2 separate regions of the Homo sapiens genome follow, and region 1 is linked to region 2. Evidence: read pairs that join two places in POLR2A ChIA-PET (ENCODE). Cell type or tissue: GM12878. All regions are shown on one strand. Each heading gives the region's core, and the rest is flanking DNA. Links, peaks and the distances in the headings are about the cores only. Region 1 overlaps USP36 (ubiquitin specific peptidase 36). Region 2 overlaps CANT1 (calcium activated nucleotidase 1).

Region 1 (12,079 bases), core at 4,978-9,977, 190 kb after region 2:
CAAAATAGATAGGGAGAAAACTCCTTTGCTCCCTGCCGCCTTGCAGTACAGACCATTGTCTTTACCTGTTTTTTTCTAGAGTTTTTCCTAAGCGTATCCTTTTATTTAAAGAAAAAAATGGTAAAATTGGGTTTTGTGTCCTGAAGCATGAACAGGAACAACGCTGTCCCCAGGGCTTGAGGAGAGTCTGTTGTGTGCTCTGGGCGGCGTGCAGCCTTTGGAGCTTGGTGGCTCTGTGGGCCTCACCTGGGAGAGCAGCCTTGGCTTTGTCGCACATCCTGCTGCAGCTACAGGGTGCGGGAGGGTGGTCTGCCTTTGCTGGGCCAACCCAAGCTCCAGAGCAGGTCCAGCTACAAGATCATCCTGATAAAAGTGACTGATTCATGGCAGACCTGCAGCTGTCATTTCTTTGCTTTGCTTTTTTTTTATAGGGGCTTGAGGGACAGGGTCTTGCTCTGTGGCCCAGGCAGGAGTGCAGTGGCGCAATCATAGCTCACTGTAGTGTTGACCTCTAGGCTTAAGTGATCCTCCCACACAGCTGGTACTACAGGCATGCACCACCACGCCTGGCTAATTTTTTAAATTTCTTTGCAGAGACAGGGGTCTTGCTATGTTGCCCAGGCTTGTCTCAAACTCCTGGCCTCAATGATCCTCCTGCCCCGGCCTCCCAAGGTGCTGGGATTATAGGCGTGAGCCGCTGTTCCTGGCTGCTTTCATTTCTTGTCTCTGGAGAAGGAGTCCCAATCTGGCAGCTAGTGGGCAAATTTTTATGCGAGTCTAAGTTCTGTGATTTGCTGCCTCAGCCTAAAAAAGACCTTAAATTTGGCATTTCTTGAATCAGCCTTTTTCCTCTGCTGTGTATTTTACTCCCTGTTTTTGTCCTCCTCAGCAAGCTGCGAATATTGTGCGTGCTCTGGAACTTTTTGTGAAAGCAGATGTCCTGAGTGGAGAGAATGCCTACATGTGTGCTAAGTAAGTTTCACGTTGCTTGTGGCAGAAGACTGATACCAGACGGGAAATAAGTCCCCTCACCTGACAGTGTTGTGCCCACCCACTCTTCCTTAGCGGTGACCGCTGCTCGCATTTCTTGAGGAACCTATGTGTGTCCTAAAAACTCAAACTTCTAAATAACACGAATGAAGCAATAGCTATGATTTTTATAGCTACAGTTTACACCATACCTGTTCTAAAGATGCCGCATATATTGTGCAGTAGGGGCTGTGGTTTCCCATTGCTAGGGATGGTGAAACTGAGGCACAGAGAAGTGAAGTGACCAGCCATGGGGCCACACCAAGAGGACGTGGCAGAGCACGAGCTCACATCAGTTCACACTGGCTGGCACCGGGCGGCCGCCCCAGGGACTGTGCCCAACCAGCTGCTCTCTTGCCTCTTAAGGAGTGTTTTCTTTGGCTTTCATTTTTTACTTAACTGGTTTTGGACATTTTTCCGTTTCTGCAGATAGAACTCTTACTTTGTCATTTGTTGCATTTTTAGTAGTGACAGGGTTTCACCTTGTTGGCCAGGCTGGTCTCGAACTCCTGAACTCAGGTGATCTTCCTGCCTTGCCTCCCAAAGTGCTGGGATCACACTACTACAGCCGGCTGAATATCTTTATATCTAGGTCCTTGTAAAGCTGTAGGCACTAAAGAATATATTCTTAATTCTGCTTTACTCTTCTTTAGGTCTGTTTCCTGCAGCTCTCCAAGCTGCGCGCCTCTGCTTCTGTTTTCTCTCCCTGTGTTTGCGCATCTTCTAGCTTTGCTTACGTTGACTTCCTGCCTGCCCGTTTTATCACTCAGCCACATCTGCTTTAATTTGCTCTTTCCTGTGTTGGCCCAAAGCAACTTTTTCCTGTATTTTATTTAGTTTCCTGGTGGGTACAGTACTTTTATTTTTTTGCTTTAGAATCTTCCCACTTTCTGTAGTCTTATTTCCCTGTGGTAGCTTTCCTTTACTTGAGGCATGCTTAATGTGATTTTGAGAGGAGCAGAAGGTCGAAATCTCATTGATGAAGATTCCACTATTACAGAGCAGTTGTTGCTGTTATTAACTTAGCGTTAAGACAACATTTTTCAGAGCACGAATCAATCATTCATTAATCTTTCTCATCACCTTCTTCATAGATGCAAGAAGAAGGTTCCAGCCAGCAAGCGCTTCACCATCCACAGAACATCCAACGTCTTAACCCTTTCCCTCAAGCGCTTTGCCAACTTCAGCGGGGGGAAGATCACCAAGGTGAGCGCTCGTGACACCATCCCAGGCAGCTCCGTGGGCCACAGTCGGCATCAGAATAACACGAAGAAAGTGATAGCCACGAGTTTGATAGCTGCTGTTTACACAGTACCTGTCCCTGTTCTAAAGGTTCTACACATATTGTGAAGTAGGGACTGTAGTTTCGCCCTTGTCCAGGACGGGAAGACAGTCACAGAGAGGGGAAGCAACCTGGGACGCCTTTTAAAAATAGACGTTTCTGGGTTTATCCCAGTGCCAGTGAATTTGAATCTCTGGAGGACAGGGCCCAGGAATCTGCATTTTTGCAAAATCCCTGAATGCTTGTTATACACAGTCAAGTTCCAGGGCCACTGTCTTAATGGATTTACCGCAGCTTCTGGTTGTGCTTGGGCTGGTCCTGGCAGGGACTTTCAGGGTTCTCCAGATGAGTGTGATGAGCACTGGGCGGTGGGACTTGCATTGTCCATGTCCTTTTGATGTCTAGAACAGGTGCCGTTGCATGCTCTGGCTTTTTATGAAATATGGAGTTTAGAAAAACTACTTTTGACACGATGGTATTTTATTGTTTAAATTTCATTTTGTTTTAAGACAGGGTCTCACTCTGTCACCTGGGCTGGAGTGCAGTGGCATAATCAGCGCTCACTACAGTCTTGACCTCCCAAGCTCAAGCGATCCCCCTGCCTTAGCCTCCTGAGTAGCTGGGACTGTGGGCACATGCCACCATGCCTGGTTAATTTTTTAAAAAGTTTTTTGTAGAGACAGCATCTTGCTGTGTTGCCCAGGGTGGTCTCAAACTCCTGGGCTCAAGTGACCTGCATGCCTTGACCTCTCACAGTGCTGGGATTACAGGTGTGAGCCACCATACCTGGCCTATAGTGGCATTTTCATAGAAGATGTGTTTCTTTTTTCTTTTTTCTCTTTTTTTTTTTTTTGAGACAGAGTCTTGCTCTGATGCCCAGGCTGGATTGCAGTGGCGCTGTCTCCACCTTCTGGGTTCAAGTGATTCTCCTGCATCAGCCTCCAGAGTAGTTGGGATTAAGGCGCCCACCACCACACCTGGCTAATTTTTGTATTTTTAGTAGAGATGGGGTTTTGCCATGGTGGCCAGGCTGGTCTCGAACTCCTGAGCTCAGGTGATCCGCCTGCCTCAGCCTCCTAAAGTGCTGGGATAACAGGCATGAGCCACCGTGCCCAGTAGATGTCTGTATCTCATAAAAATCTAGAGTTCTGTTCTGAGAGCCTGGTTATGTGGTTTGGAATGACACCCTTGGCTGAGCCTCCGTTTCCTCACTGGTAGTGGTGGGGGCTTGCTTAGGTCAGCATTTCTCAAATGTGTTTGCAGATTCTTAATGTCGTAGACTCAGGTGTCGTGTAACCACAAGGGCATGTTTTAAGAAATGTGTCACCAGGCAATTCTGTCACTGTGTGAACATCATAGAGTGCATTTACACAGACGTAGATGACGGAGCCAGCTGTATGGTATAGCCCATTGCTCCTAGGCCACAAACCTACACAGCCTGTTCCTGTCCTGAATACTGTAGGCAGTTGCAACACAATGGGAAGTATTTGTGTATCTAAACATAGAGAAGGTACAGTGAAAATGCAGTATTATAATCTTATGGGATCGCTGTTGTATATGTGGTCTGTCATTGACCAAAACATGTTATGTGGCACATGACTGATGGTATGTGACGTTTAAGAACAGGCAAAATTAATGGTGACAGAAATCAGAACAGTGAATATTTGAGATGGGGGCAATGACTGGGATGTGGGAATTTTCTAGTTGATGTTCTGCATGTCCATCAGTATATACTTGTCAAAACTCTTTGATCTATATACTGAAGATCTATGCATTTCAACAAATCCCACAACTCAGTTTAAAAAAATGATTTAGGCTGGGCACAATGGCTCACAACTCTAATGTCAGCACTTAGGGAGGCTGAGGTGGGAGGATTGCTTGAGACTGGGAGTTTAAGACCAGCTTGGGCAACATAGTGAGACCCTGTCTCTACAAAAAAATTTTGGTTTTTTTGTTTTTTTTTTTGAGACGGAGTCTTACTCTGTCACCCAGGCTAGAGTGCAGTGGCACCATCTCAGCTCACTGCAATATCTGCCTCCCAAGTTCAAGCGATTCTCCTGCCTCAGCCTCCCAAGTAGCTGGGACCACAAATGTGTGCCACCATGCTTGGCTAAATTTTGTATTTTTAGTAGAGACGGGGTTCCACCATGTTGGCCAGGCTGGTCTTGAACTCCTGACCTCAAGTGATCCACCCACCTCGGCCTCCCAAAGTGTTGGGATTATAGGTGTGAGCCATCATGCCCGGCCTAAAAAATTTTTATTAATTGGCCAGTCATGGTGGCGCGTGCCTATAGTCCCAGCTACTTGGGAGGTAGAGATAGGAGGATTGCTTGAGTCCAGGAGTTTGAAGTTACAGTGAGCTATGAATGTACCACTGCACTCTAGCCTGGGTGACAGAGCGAGACTGTGTTTCTTAAAAAAAAAAAAAAAAATTATGCGTATGTTTTTCGGAGTTCCTAAACACACGTCTGTATATGACCCAGAATAATGGCAATCCTGTCATGTGGGCTCTGTGCTGTCCTGGTGCACTCAGCCTACAGCTGCCATGCCAGGCACTATTACTGCTAAGAATATATGTGTGTGCATGTATGTATATATGTGTGTGCACGTATTATATGTGTGTGTATGTATATGTGTGTGCATGCATGTGTGTATATGTGTGTGTATGTGTGCGTATGCATGTGTGCGTGCATGTATGTGTTGTGCATGTATGTATATGCGTACATGTGTATGCATGCATATGTGTGTGTGTATGTATATATGTGTGCATGTGTGTATACGATGTATGTATGCATGTATGTATATATGTGTGCATGTATTTTATGCGTGCATGTATGCATATATGTATGCATGTTATGTATATGTGTGCGTGTATTTTTTTCTATGAAAAATTGGTCAGTTTTGGGAAGACATTTTAGCATGACCTTTCTTCTGATCCAGTTGATTAAAAGTCTTACTTGCGGTAGCAGTTGGCTATATTAATTCAGCACTTTTATTTCTGAAGATCTAAAACCCAGCATTCTCTCCCTTTTCTCCCACCAACAATGTTCCTGTAAAGTGGAGGGAAAGAAAATGAGTGACCCTTCTCATTTGATCGTTAGGAACCAGGTGGTGAGAGAACTAATGGAGATGCTTGACAAAGACAAGAACAGATCCTGCATTGCTTGATGGGACAATAAAGTTTCCCATAGGCTGGCTGGAGAAGACTCACTTCTCAGCATCTTGGTGTTTTTTCTTTGTTTGTTTGTTTTGATTGTTTTGAGATGGAGTCTCGCTCTGTTGCGAGGCTGGAGTGCAGTGGTATGATCTCGGCTCACTGTAACCTCCACCTCCTGGTTTCAAGCGATTCTCCTGCCTCAGCCTCCTGAGTAGCTGGAACTACAGGCACGTGCCACCACGCCTGGCTAATTTTTGTATTTTTAGTAGAGACAAGGTTTCGCCATCTTGGCCACGATGGTCTCAATCTCTTGACCTTGTGATCTACCCGCCTCGGCCTCCCAAAGTGCTGGGATTACAGGCGTGAGCCACCGCACCTGGCCAGCATCTTGGTTTTTAATCATTGCCTGGGGGAGCTCCTGCACAGCGTTGCTGCACACCCATTCGCCCCAAATTGTCTTTTTCTTGTTTGTGGCGGGGCAGTTTTGAGACAGTCTCGCTCTGTCGCCCAGGCTGAGTGCAGTGGCTCGATCTCGGCTCACTGCAACCTCTGCCTCGCGGGTTCAAGTGATTCTTGTTCCTCAGCCTCCTGAGTAGCTGGGATTACAGGCAGTGCACCACCATGCCCAGCTAATTTTTTGTATTTTTATTAGAAGTGGGGTTTCGCTATATTGGTCAGGCTGATCTCGAACTCCTCGAGGTGATCCCCCTGCCTCAGCCTCCCAAAGTGCTGGGATTACAGGCGTGAGCCACTGTGCCCGGCCCCCAAATTGTTAAAGACCAGACAAGCTGGGCATTTTGTGTGGTTGTGGATGGAAAGGGCAAATTGATCTTTACTCTCAAAGTGAATTTTATTTGTCTTTTCCTTGATTTTTCAAACAGGATGTAGGCTATCCGGAATTCCTCAACATACGTCCGTATATGTCCCAGAATAATGGTGATCCTGTCATGTATGGACTCTATGCTGTCCTGGTGCACTCGGGCTACAGCTGCCATGCCGGGCACTATTACTGCTACGTGAAGGTGAGAGGCTTGTGTCAGTGCAGCTGCCTCCTGGGACAGGTTTCAGCACCCATGCACATCCAGATGCGGCCTCTGTAGAGCACTTACTTTGTGAAAAGTGTGATGTTTTGTGGTTGTATTCAAGTCCTCGTTGTTGCCTCTCTGCGTGGAGTGAAAAGATGCCCTTTACAGAAGTGTTGCACCAGAATCTAGTGTTCTCAGACTTGCAGGGAGACACGGAAGAGGCAGCCGCTTCTGGTGCCATCCTTAGAACCCTGGCAAAATCGGCCATGGTGATGACACTGCCTGAATGTCCTTTAGAAGGGACAGTTCCTATCTGTTGGGGCACTAGGAAGGAACTGGGACGCAGAGCACACTTTGGGGTCACATTCCGAGTTATGAAAATATTACACGTTTTAATAGAAGTTGTTACCTGTTGATTATTAATAGTGTTTGGAAATGTAGCAACTAACAGATTTTTTATTCCCTTTTTAAAAAGTGAGGATAATGGGATGCTTGTTGATTGTTTTGTTTTCTGCAACATCCTTGGCTGCTTCAGGCAAGCAATGGACAGTGGTACCAGATGAATGATTCCTTGGTCCATTCCAGCAACGTCAAGGTGGTTCTGAACCAGCAGGCCTACGTGCTGTTCTATCTGCGGTAATAAACTCACGCCCTCCCCAGATGAGCTCACTCCCTCTGCTCTTTTCTTATACCGGTGGGCCTCCCTAACCTTTTTTTGTTTGAAGGTAATTGGGAATTCCACTGGAGGGATTTGTCATGTGTCATAGAGACCGTCCACAGGGAAGGACACTTTTTAGTAAAGCCAGAGCCTTGGGAAGGTCAGGACAGGATCCCATCTGCCCTCACATTGATGCTGTTTTGAATGTAAACAGGAAAGTCACCATTTATAGTATTGCCCCAAATTAGAGGTACTGCTCCCTGGATGGTAGCCAGCCAATGCCCCTTCCCGTGTGGGGAAGCTGCCCCTGTAGGGATATGCTGGGAAGGACGTGTTTGTGGGGGTGCTGCTGCAGAGCTTCTCTGGAGGGGCCTTCTCCTGGAGCTGGCTGTCACTGACCTGGAGGCTGGAGACCGTGGCAGCTGAGGCATTTTTGCTGCTTTGTACGTCTCTGCAGAGTGTGGCTGAGGTGTTTGAGGTTCTTGCTTTCTGGTGCATTGAACTCTGATCTTGGAGGAATTCTGACTCTAATTTGCCCTTGCTCTGCTTATATTCAGCAGATACTTGGGGCTGATCTCTCAGCCTCACTGTGGTTGAAAGGCAAAGGGAGATTCCAGAGAAGTGGTTAGGACTGGCAGGGTTTCCCCAGGCCGTGTTTCTGCCTTTGCCCCGCCTTAACTTATTCTAATTCTCTCCGTTTCTGTAATGCCTAGTAAGAGAATTCCCTACTTGTTTTCTTCCTTTGACAGAATTCCAGGCTCTAAGAAAAGTCCCGAGGGCCTCATCTCCAGGACAGGCTCCTCCTCCCTTCCCGGCCGCCCGAGTGTGATTCCAGATCACTCCAAGAAGAACATCGGCAATGGGATTATTTCCTCCCCACTGACTGGAAAGGTATTTGTGAGAATGATGGAGGCCAAAGTGGCTGGTCTTGGTGCTCCTCACAGACCTCCTCACACTTGGGAAGTTGGCCACAGTGGAAGGAATTTGCAGGCAGTTTGCACTATTCTAGTTGATGTTATTTCTTTTCTTTTCTTTTTTTTTTTTTTTTTTTTTCGAGACAGAGTCTCGCTCTGTCATCCAGGCTGGGGTGCAGTGGTGCGATCTCCAATCTCGGCTCACTGCAAGCTCTGCCTCCCGGGTTCCCGCCATTCTCCTGCCTCAGCCTCCCTAGTAGCTGGGATTATAGGTGCCCGAACCACGCCCGGCTAATTTTTTTTGTATTTTTAGTAGAGACGGGGTTTCACCGTGTTAGCCAGGATGCTTTCGATCTCCTGACCTCAGGATCTGCCCGCCTCGGCCTCCCAAAGTGCTGGGATTACAGGCATGAGCCACCGCGCCCGGCCAATGTTATTTCTTAAACTGGTCATCAGCTGACATTGGCTATAGAGAAAGAGGAGACATGAATGAGAAAATTCTGACCCAACAAATTAGAATTGTCATTCACAGATCTGTTCTACTCATGAGACCAGCACCACTTACAGGTGTCGTGACAGGTGTGCCAAGCAAACTTTCTGTGTGCACTCCTTTTATTTCCTTTATAATGCCAAGCAAACTTTTTTTTTTGGAGACAGGGTCTCACTCTGTTACCCAGACTGGAGTACAGTGGCACAATCATGGTTCAGGGCAGGCTTGAGCTCCTGGATTCAAGCCACCCTCCTGCCCCAGCATCCCTAGTATTCGGGACTATCAGTGCACTACCACACCCAGCTAATTTTTAAATTTTGTGTAGAGACAGGGTCTCACTATGTTGCCCTGGCTGGTCTTAAGCTCCTCAGCCCAAGCAATTCTCCTGTCTTGGCCTCTCAGAGTGCCAGGATTACAGGCACCAAGCAAACTCTTAACCGTAAGCGTGTAGGAAAAAATATCCTTTTTTTTTTTTCTTTGAGACGGAGTCTCATTCTGTCGCCCAGGCTGGAGTGCAGTGGCGCAACCTTGGCTCGCTGCAACCTCCACCTCCCAGGTTCAAGCGATTCTCCTGCCTCAGCCTCCCGAGTAGCTGGGACTACAGGCGTGTGCCACCATGCATGGCTAATTTTTTTATTTTTAGTGGAGACGGGGTTTCACTTTATTAGCCAGGATGGTCTCTATCTGCTGACCTCCTGATCCACCCGCCTCAGCCTCCCAAAGTGCTGGGATTACAGACGTGAGCCACTGTGCCCGGCCTGTTCTCACATTTAACGGGGAAAATGTGAGTAGTTTGTACCAATGTTAATTTCCTGATTTGGGTAATTCTGCTGTGGTTATGTAAGAGAGTGTCTTTGTTCTTTGGAAATACACATGGACATATTTTGGGGTAAAAGAACATCATGTCTGCAATTTACTCAAATGGATCAGAAATAGAAATATGTGTATATGCATACGTACATAGTCATACATATATACACACGTACATATACATACAGAGAGAGGATGATAAAGGTTATGTGGTTACAGGTTAACCATTAGGAACTACCCTCTAAGTTACCTTTGTGTGTATTTGAAATTTTCTGCTAGAACTGTTAAGAATTCAGTTTCACTAAGTGGATTCATGAGCAGTTTCCTCATTAGAACACAGTGATCATTTGAAGTGGGGTGGACCCTCTTGATGACTGTTTCTTTTTTTTTTTTTTTTTTTTTTTTTGAGACAGAGTCTCGCTCTGTCACTGAGGCTGGAGTGCAGTGGCGCCATCTCAGCTCACTGCAGCCTCTGCCACTATGCAGCCTCCGCCTCTTGGGTTCAAGCGATTCTCCTGCCTCTGCCTCCTGAGTAGCTGTAATTACAGGTGCCCGCCAGCACTCCCGGCTAATTTTTGTAGTTTTAGTAGAGATGGGGTTTCACCATGTTGGCCAGGCTGGTCTGGAACTCCTGACCTCAAGTGATTCGCTCAGCTTGACCTCCCAGAGTCCTGGGATACAGGCATGAGCCACCGTGCCCGGCCTGGATGACTGTTTTTGATGGATCGTCTTCCTCTCCCTTTAGAATGAAGAGTTGAACCCCACACACAGGCAGTCAGGGCCTTTCACAGTCTGCAGGGGTTTTGGTCATTTACGTACATCTGTATTTCTCTTCACATTAAAGAAAATAGAAGCTGAAATTAGAAGCATTAGAATTGAAGTGGCAGTAAAATACATGATATAATTGCAAAGTTGGTGGTCACTGTAGCCCAGACTAGGAAGTTAGGAAGCAGCCTGGGCCTGGGACTGTGACTCATGTCTGTAATTCCAACACTTTGGGAAGCCGATGTGGGAAGATCAGTGGATCCCAGGAGTTCGAGACCAACCTGGGCAAAACCCTGTCTCTACTAAAAATGCAAAAGCTAGCCAGGTTTAATGGCACGTGCCTGTATTCCCAGCTACTCAGGAGGCTGAGGTGGGAGGATCACTTGAGCCAGGGAGATTAAGGCTGGAGTGAGTCATGATCATACCACTCCACACCAGCCTGGGCAACAGAGCAAGACCCTGTCTCAAAACAAATTTAAAAAGTAGCCTGGGCAACATAGATCCCATCAGCACAGAGAATATTCAGTAAGCTGTTGGGGGAGGATCACTTGAACCCGGGAGGTTGAGGCTGTATGCAGTGAGCCATGATCACGCTGGTGAATTCCAGGCAAGGTGACAGAGTGAGACCTTGTCTACAAAAAAAAGAAGAGGGGGGCCGGGCACTTTGGGAGGCTGAGGTGGGTGGACCATTTGAGGTCAGGAGTTTGAGACCAGCTTGCCAATATGGTGAGACCCTGTCTCTACTAAAAATACAAAAGTTAGCTGGGCATGGTGGCGTGCGCCTGTAATCCCAGCTATTCGAGAGGCCGAGGTAGGAGAATCGCTTGAACCCGGGAGGTGGAGGTTGCAGTGAGCTGAGATTGTGCCACTGCACTCCAGCCTGGGTGACAGAGCGGGACTCCATCTCAAAAAAAGGAAGCAGCCTGGGCAACATAGAAAGACCCCCATCTCCAAAACCCCATCTCCAAAAAAAGTGCAAAAATTAGCCAGGTGTGGTGGTGCACGTCTGTTGTCCCAGCTGTTTGGAGGTTGAGGCAGGAGGATCACTTAAACACAAGGCTGCATTGAGCTATCATTGTGCCACTGCGCTCCAGCCTGGACAACAGAATGAGACCCTGTCTCAAAAAACCCCAGAAAAACAAAGGAAGCCCCACTTGCCACAGGAACTCCATGGGCAGAGTGATGCCCGAGGGTGGAGATTGGCTCAAGGAGAGTCCCTGTGTCAGGCACACCTGCAGGGGCGCTTCACTGACCATGAGCATTTTCATTACAAACGTGATTTTCCAAATACACTGCAAGCAGACGAGCCGTTTTACTCTAAATGACATGGTGCAAGTTCTAGTGTGTATGGAAATGTTCAGCCAGTGAAACGGCTTTGCGGTGCAGTGGAAAGATGAATTCCTTTTAGAAAACAGTATTAACAAAGAATAGAATGTAGGGAACAAAACAAAACTTGGAAGAAAATAGAGGTAAATTCTTAACCTCTGGGAAGGGAAGAAGACTTTGTATGCTTAAAGTTGAAGGATAAAATGTAGAAGAATTATGAATTGACTAAGATTTACATTTTTGTACATAATTTACTACAAACAAATGAAGCAATAAAACCTTGTAAAATATTGTCAACAAAAGGTTAACATTTGTAAACAAAAGATCTCATTCAAATGAAGATCACTTTAGTGCATGTGCAGAGAATATGAATGTTAAAGTGGTAATAGCCCAAACGAGTGTCAAATTAGCAAATGTTTTGAAAAATAGATGTGGCTGGAGTATAGTAAAAGCAGTTTGGCATTTTGCATCAGATTTCATGAAAATGAAATCTGTAATTTCATTTCCAGAAAATTAGCCTTGTAATTCCATTTCCAGAAAATTAGCATGGAGTACTAAGTACAGGAAAAGCTCAACAAATATTTTTTAAGCACCGACTCTATACCAGACCCTTGAGTTGCTGG
Region 2 (7,210 bases), core at 1-5,000:
CACAGAGAAAAGCACAGTTTCCCTAACTCCCCGCTCCCTAACTCCTCGCTCTTTAACTCTCACCTCCCTAACTCCCCCCTCCCTAACTCCCTTCTCCCTAACTCCCCTCTCCCTAACTCCCTTCCCTAACTCCCCTCTCCTTAACTCCTCTCCCTAACTCCCCCCTCCCTAAATCCCCTCTCCCTAACTCCCTTCTCCCTAACCCCCCTCTCCCTAACTCCCCTCCCTAACTCCCCCTTCCCTAACCCCCCTCTCCCTAGCTCCCCTCTCCCTAACTCCCTTCTCCCTAACTCCCCTCCCTAACTCCCCTCTCCCTAACCCCCCTCTCCCTAACTCCCATCTCCCTAACTCCCCCCTCCCTAACTCCTTGCTCCATAACTCCCCCCCAGCTCCCCTCTCCCTAACTCCCCTCCCTAACTCCCCTCTCCTTAACTCCTCTCCCTAACTCCCCCCTCCCTAAATCCCCTCTCCCTAACTCCCCTCCCTAACTCCCCTCCCTAACTCCCCCTTCCCTAACCCCCCTCTCCCTAGCTCCCCTCTCCCTAACTCCCTTCTCCCTAACTCCCCTCCCTAACTCCCCTCTCCCTAACCCCCCTCTCCCTAACTCCCATCTCCCTAACTCCCCCCTCCCTAACTCCTTGCTCCATAACTCCCCCCCAGCTCCCCTCTCCCTAACTCCCCTCTCCCTAACTCCCCTCCCTAACTCCCCTCTCCTTAACTCCTCTCCCTAACTCCCCCCTCCCTAACTCCCCTCTCCCTAACTCCCCTCCCTAACTCCCTTCTCCCTAACCCCCCTCTCCCTAACTCCCCCCTCCCTAACTCCCCTCTCCCTAACTCCCCTCCCTAACTCCCCTCTCCTTAACTCCTCTCCCTAACTCCCCCCTCCCTAACTCCCCTCTCCCTAACTCCCCTCCCTAACTCCCTTCTCCCTAACCCCCCTCTCCCTAACCCCCCTCTCCCTAACTCCCCTCCCTAACCTCCCTCTCCCTAACTCCCCTCTCCCTAACTCCCCTCCCTAACTCCCCCCTCCCTAACTCCTCTCCCTAACTGTCCTCTCCCTAGCTCCCCTCTCCCTAACTCTCCTCTCCCTAACTCCCCTCCCTAACCTCCCTCTCCCTAACTCCCCTCTCCCTAACCCCCCTCTCCCTAACACCCCTCCCTAACTCCCCCCCAACTCCTCTCCCTAACTCCCCTCTCCCTAACTCCCCTCCCTAACTCCCCTCCCTAACTCCCCTCTCCCTAACTCCCCCTCCCTAACTCCCCACTCACTAACTCCCCTCTCCCTAACTCCCCTCTTCCTAACTCCCCTCCCCAATTCCCCCCTCCCTAACTCCCCCCCAACTCCCTACTCCCTAACTCCCCGCTCCCTAACTCCCAGCTCCCTCACTGGTGGCTCCCCTGCGCTCTGGGAGTGTCCTGTGGGATGGACAGATGCCTCCGTGGTGCCTTGCAAGCCTTGCAGGTGGTTATTCCTCCTGTGAGTGCTCCTGTGAGTGCTCTCCAGGCAGCAGCAGGGGTCCTGTCCCTGTAGGCCCCTGAGTCTGGGAGATAGCTGGTTTGCAGCCCCACTGAACAGGAGAGCCTGGCTGGCCACAGAACCCATGACTTTGCTGTAGTCCCTGAGTCCTCTTGTTGCTGATTATCTAAAATCAAACCATTACTCTGCAGGCACTGGGTTTGTCAATCTTTTCACAATAAAGCGAGCATTTAAACTGCTTAAGCTTTGAGGGGTGTAGGGAGAAGCCTCACACGAGCCCCTTCTGGAAAGGACTTTGTCCATCTTGTGTCTTACCCTCGCCGGTTCATTTCTGTTGTTTCTGGCTGGCAACAAACAAAAGAGCCCCCCCACCCCCCACCCCCGAAAAAGAACCCAGCTTTTTAAAGAACATGCAAACTCTTGCCTGCAGCAGGCGCCGGCAGCCAGGCACCCCGGCAGCCAGTGGTAGCTCATACACCAGCATGGGCTGTGGCAAAGGCATCTGATTTGAAATTTTTTTGCAAAATAAAATAATTCCTTGGGGTCCTGAAGGAGAGATGAAGCCCAAGGGAAGGTGTTCTGGTGCTGAAGTTAAAGGAATTTTCTGGAAGGTACACAGAGTTCTCTTGTCACTAGAAGCAGTCCCTTGTTTAACCAAAGGTGGCTGAGGCCCTGGCGTCTCTGCCCCTCTGTTAGCTCTGGGGAATCAGCGTGACCTCGAGGTAACACTGACCACACGGGACTGTTCAAAGTCTGTCTCCCCAACTGTGCTGAGCTCCTGGAGGAAAGGCCCCTGCCTCCGTCACACTGATTCCCCAGAGGGGCAGAGACGCCGGGACTCAGACACCTCTGGTTCCATGTGGTCAGAGGACATGAGCCTCCCGGGTGGGGAGCGTGTGCCACGGTGTAGATGCCAGGAGTCTGGAATAGGAAGGCGTGCAGTGTTGCACAGCGACCTGGGAGAGGTCCTGCTCCTGGGAGTGCAGGGGGAAAAACCCACTGAGGCTTTCTCTGCAGGCTGAGACGTTTGTCCTTCAGATGGAAGGCATTGGGATCTACTAGACTTGGAATCCAGACTTGCTTTTTGGAAAAATTATTCTGTCAGTTTTGTGGAGGGTGATTTGAGATGGTCTTGACCAGGGATCTGTCGAGGGACAGGGAGTCAGTATTTTCAGCCTCCACAGTCTGTTGCGACCACTCAACGGTGCAGCCAGACTCAGCATGCCAGGGAGGAGTCCTAGCTGGCTTTAATCAGCCACATCTACACACCAGGACGTGACTACACAGCAGGCCGCGTCTACGCAGGCCGCGTCTACACACCAGGCAGAGTCTACACACCAAGCTGCAACCACATACCAGGCCACACAGGCCGCATCTACACACTAGGCGGGAGACTGCATTTGGCCCACGGGTGGTAGTTTGCAACCCTCCCAGCAGGCGAGAGGGTACTTGTAGAGTGAGTGAGAAGCAGTAGCAGTCAGCCCCTGTGCACAGTTCTCTAACCCCATCAGCATGGCTCCGGGAAGTAAACTGAGGCCAAGGGAAGTCCCTTGGCTGAGCCCAGATGGTCTATATCAGGGGTGTCCAATCTTTTGGCTTCCCTGGGCCACATTGGAAGAAGAATTGTCTTGGGCCACACATAAAATCCATTGATAGCTGATGAGCTTAACAAAAAATCTCATCTCATCATGTTTTAAGAAAGTTTACGAATTTGTGTTGGACCACATGTTGGACAAGCTTGGTCTAGATCATTAGACCAAGACTCTGAGAGTCATCAGGGTGAGATGGAACTGGAGCCGAGGCTGTGTGGATGGGGAGAAGGGAAGCGAGTCTCAAGCTGGGTGGGACACGTGGGGCTGGGGAGGGAGGAGGGTTAGGACGAATTGCTTCCTGGGATGGCTCCTGAGGGCCGGCACTGCCAGGACAGGGAGTTCCTGAGGAGGACCTGGTTTGCGGTGCCTGTGGGTATCGGATGAGGAGGCTCAGAGACTAGGTCAGGCTAGAAAGGCGTGGGGGTCTTCACCTTAGAGGGCAGGCCCTGGGAGAGGTCAGTGGGCTGCCAGCAGTGGGGGCCGAGAAGACCTGCCTGGGAGGAGGCCCACAGAGAGTGCCCCCCTGCCTCGAGGAGGGACACTGACAATGTGCTCACTGGGTTTGCCACTGGTGAAGGCTTCAGGTGGCTGCTTCTGAGGATTAGCCAGAGGGAAGGAGAGGGTGTAGGTGTGGGTGCTCTTGTACCATGGTGGGCGAGGGGGCCTGGGCGGGGGTGGGAAGGGACAGAGGTGCCGGGGACTCAGGGAAGGGTTTTCCTTCATTAACAGATTCGCCATTTATTCAGCAGCAGTTGAGTGTCTGTGGGAGTGTGGGGTCTGGAGGTAAAATGGTGACAAGGTGGGCGACTTGGGGCAGCCTGTGGATGGAAGGGAGGAACCAGAAGAGCAGGTGCCCGGCGGCTGGGGGGACTGACCTGAGTGGCAGGTGTGAGCCCCACCCAGGGGCCTCGGCTGCTGAAGTTGGCCACAGAGTGGTCTCCTGGGAGAAGTGGGCCGGAGATTTGACAGGAATGGTGAAGGTGAGGACAGTGGCTCTCCGGAGTGCTGAGGGAGTTGAACAGGGAAGAACATGGGGGTTCCAGGGGCTGGTGACGACGACACCTCACGATGTCTGACAGCAGTCTATGCAGGCACCGTTGTTCTGTGCTGGCAAGCACCGTCTTCCCGGGCCTGCAGCTCAGATGTGGCAGCTGAGCAGCTCGATCTTTGGGGTGCTTGATCCAGGTTGTGGGTTCATAATATGCCTAAGGTGGGGCCCCCGGTAGAGTGCAGAGGGGCTGTTGAAGAAGTGGCTAATGGCTCACCTGGCATCTCTTTCCCTTCAGCCAATGCGTGCAGACTGTCTGCTCCCTGCCTGGCAGTGCGTCAGGTGCTGGGGCTGTGACAGTGGCCAGATCCCTGCCCCAGGAGCAGAAATAATCACCTAGCCAGGCAGGGACGGTGGGAGAGCCGGAGCGGCATGGGAGGGAGGGCGAGTGGGCAAGTCTTCCCAGGGAGCTGATGCCCCGTAGGAGAGACCGAGCTGCTGGTGCGAAGAGCAGGCCCGACTGTTCCAGGCAGGGGGAACTGCAGGCTCTGCCAGGGCCAGTGTGGTCAGGGGACAGAAGGAGGTCTATGTAGCCAGCCGGCAGGCAGAGGAGATGGTACAGTGTGAGGGCTGAGCGGGAGCAGAGTGGGTTCACCCCAGGACCTGAGGAAGCCGCTGAAGCTGGGAGTGTGCCATCTGATGGATGCTACTTCATGGCAGGTGGCGAGGGAGTGTCAGGGGATGTTGGTGGGGGGCAGCTGGCAGGGCAACTTCATGGCGGGGGGTATGGGAGTGTCAGGGGCGGAGAGGCAGGAGGGGTGGAGGGAGGCAGCCGGCATGGCATGGTGAGGAAGGGCCATGGAAGAGGACAGAACCTGTCCACGGAGTCAATGCTGAGGAAGGAAGACGGAGGATGAGGCCAGTCAGGTTTTTCGTGGTGGCAGTGCCTTATGTTTTTATCGAAGTGTATATTCACACAGAAAAGCACATCTCCCAGGATCCTGAGAGAGCTTGAACCAGACCACTGTGGACACGGTGGCCACCCGTCACCACTACCCTTCCCAAGGGGAGACGAGGAGCAAGTAGGCTTGAGGGAAAAGCTGCACAGGACTCGTGTCTTGAAATGTCTAAGACGCATGTCAGAAATGCAGGTAAGGGGGGGTGCGGGTGCTCGCACCTGTGATCCCAGCACTTTGGGAGGCTGAGGCAGGAGGATCACTTGAGCCCAGGAGTTCAAGACTGGCCTGGACAATATAACGAGGCCTCATCTCTATAAAAAAAATTAAAAATTAGCTGTGCCCCAGGTGTGTTGGCTCACACCTGTAATCCTGGCACTTTGGGAGGCCAAGGCAGGTGGATCACCTGAGGTCAGGAGTTCAAGACCAGCCTGACCAACATGGAGAAACTGCATCTCTACTAAAAATACAAAATTAGACGGGCGTGGTGGTGCATGCCTGTAATCCCAGCTACTAGGGAATCTGAGGCAGGAGAATCACTTGAACCCAGGAGGCGGAGGTTGCAGTGAGCCGAGATCGTGCCATTGCACTCCAGCCTAGGCAATAAGAGGAAAACTCTGTCTCCAAAAAAAAAAAAAAAAAAAAAAAAAAATTCGCTGTGCGTGGTGGCACACGCCTGTAGTCCCAGCTACTTGGGAGGCTGAGGTGGGAGGATCGCTTGAGCCTCAGAGGTTGAGGCTGCAGTGAGCGTGATCACTGTTGCCTGGGCAACAGAGCGAGGCCCTATCTCAGAAAAACAAAAAAAGAAATGTAGGCGGGATTGGCATAGCAGGTAAGATAGAGTAATTCGAGCTCAGTGGAGACTTCTTGGGCCTGGCTGGGGTTTTGAGGCCTTGGGACTAGAAAAGGGGCAGGGCCTGGATGCAGTCAGAGGAGGATGTCCAGCACGGGGAACCCCAGCCCTGCTGCCGGGAAGGCCCCGGTGATCAGCCCTGTGACCACCTCAGGGGGTCCTGAGAGGCCTGCCCCTTAAAGGGAGCATGGAGTCTTCCCTGCGGGCCTGGAGGAACTGCTGGCAGCCCCCCTGTGCTGTTAGGAGGATCACTCTGAGCAGCAGGTTCCACGTATGTGCCTTGTTCACTCCTTGAACCTCACCCTGGGGCTAAAACCTAGGACTGTCCGAAAGTTCCATGTGGAATTGTCACCCTGTTTTTGTATCTTCTCAGCCCAGCAGGCTGCGGCGTGGAGAAGGGGGTGTCTCTGGTGGGGGTGTCTGTTGCTGGCTGCCGTGCACCAGGGCCTCGTGGTCCACATATTTGGGGCCCAGAATTGCACGGAGCCACTGGAGTCCCCAAGCCCTTCCCAGGCGCCCTGGCAGGGAGGACAGCGTCTGCCCATAAAGGCACATGTTTGCTGCTTTGTTGTTTTCTCAAGGAGGACCCAGCCAGGGAAGCTTCTCAGGCCGGGATTCACTGAGCTATAGTTGGAGGGCAGAGATATGGAACCTCTGCCCAGGGCCAGTGTTCTCGATCGAAGCACCGGGAGCTGTCTCCCCACGCCCCACTGTGGCACTTGGCGGCTGTCCAGAGACAGGCAGCTCTCACCAAGGCGGCGCAGACGTGGGCCTGGTGCCCCATGGCTGCACTGAGCCATCATGCTGTATGCCCGGGAAGTGGGCTTGGCGACAGCAGTGAAGGGCTGCAGTTCCTGGCCGCCACCAGCACCCTGACCCTGGGGCTCTGCCACAGAGCCACGCCTGGGGTGGAGGGTGAGCTGGGAGAGGCCTGCGGCCGAGCCAGGCCCCGCAGTGAGCCGAGCAGTTCTTTGGCGCCAAGGCACAGACACGCTGGCCTCCAGGCAGTCAGGGCAGCGCAGACTCTGGTCCCTGCAGTCATTTGCATTAATAGAAAGGCGCCAGGGGACAGACACTGCCAAAAACAACAACAGATACGAAAAAGAAGGAGTGTTTTTATTTGGTTTGGATGTGTTTGGTATTCCAATGCTGCAGGAGCCTAACCCAGAGGAAGTGGAGACTCCTTTACTGCACATCTGTCTGCTCCAGGCCAGGCACTGTTCTAGGAGCCAGGATACAGAGGTGGAGACAGAAACAAACAAACCGATAACTGTATACAATACTCTAACGTCAGGTGGGGACAAGGGCCAAGGACCCAGGGACGGAGGGTGATGTCTGCAGCAG

Evidence for each region. ChIA-PET counts read pairs that join two places held together with the same protein. Peaks named below come from ENCODE experiments on the same cell type or tissue, not always from the same donor. Only the 100,000 strongest peaks of a DNase experiment are listed, where the experiment ranks them.
Region 1: POLR2A ChIA-PET joins it to region 2 with 12 read pairs; 4 of 35 experiments call an interaction of 5 or more read pairs at or near these places.

The regions. Positions count from the first base shown.
Region 1 is chr17:78,808,823-78,820,901 of GRCh38, reverse strand. USP36 (ubiquitin specific peptidase 36) reads left to right here. Exons shown (of 21, transcript NM_001385174.1): 9 at 890-972; 10 at 2,124-2,235; 11 at 6,350-6,490; 12 at 7,029-7,129; 13 at 7,901-8,042. Among named protein-coding and RNA genes, the nearest start is that of USP36, 26 kb to the left of the region's middle. In GM12878, for the core only: no CTCF peak of the experiment used is centred there; a DNase peak (open chromatin) is centred at 7,701; H3K27ac peaks cover 308 bases.
Region 2 is chr17:78,998,098-79,005,307 of GRCh38, reverse strand. All of the region lies in intron 1 of CANT1 (calcium activated nucleotidase 1), which reads left to right. Among named protein-coding and RNA genes, the nearest start is that of CANT1, 8.1 kb to the left of the region's middle. In GM12878, for the core only: no CTCF peak of the experiment used is centred there; no DNase peak of the experiment used is centred there.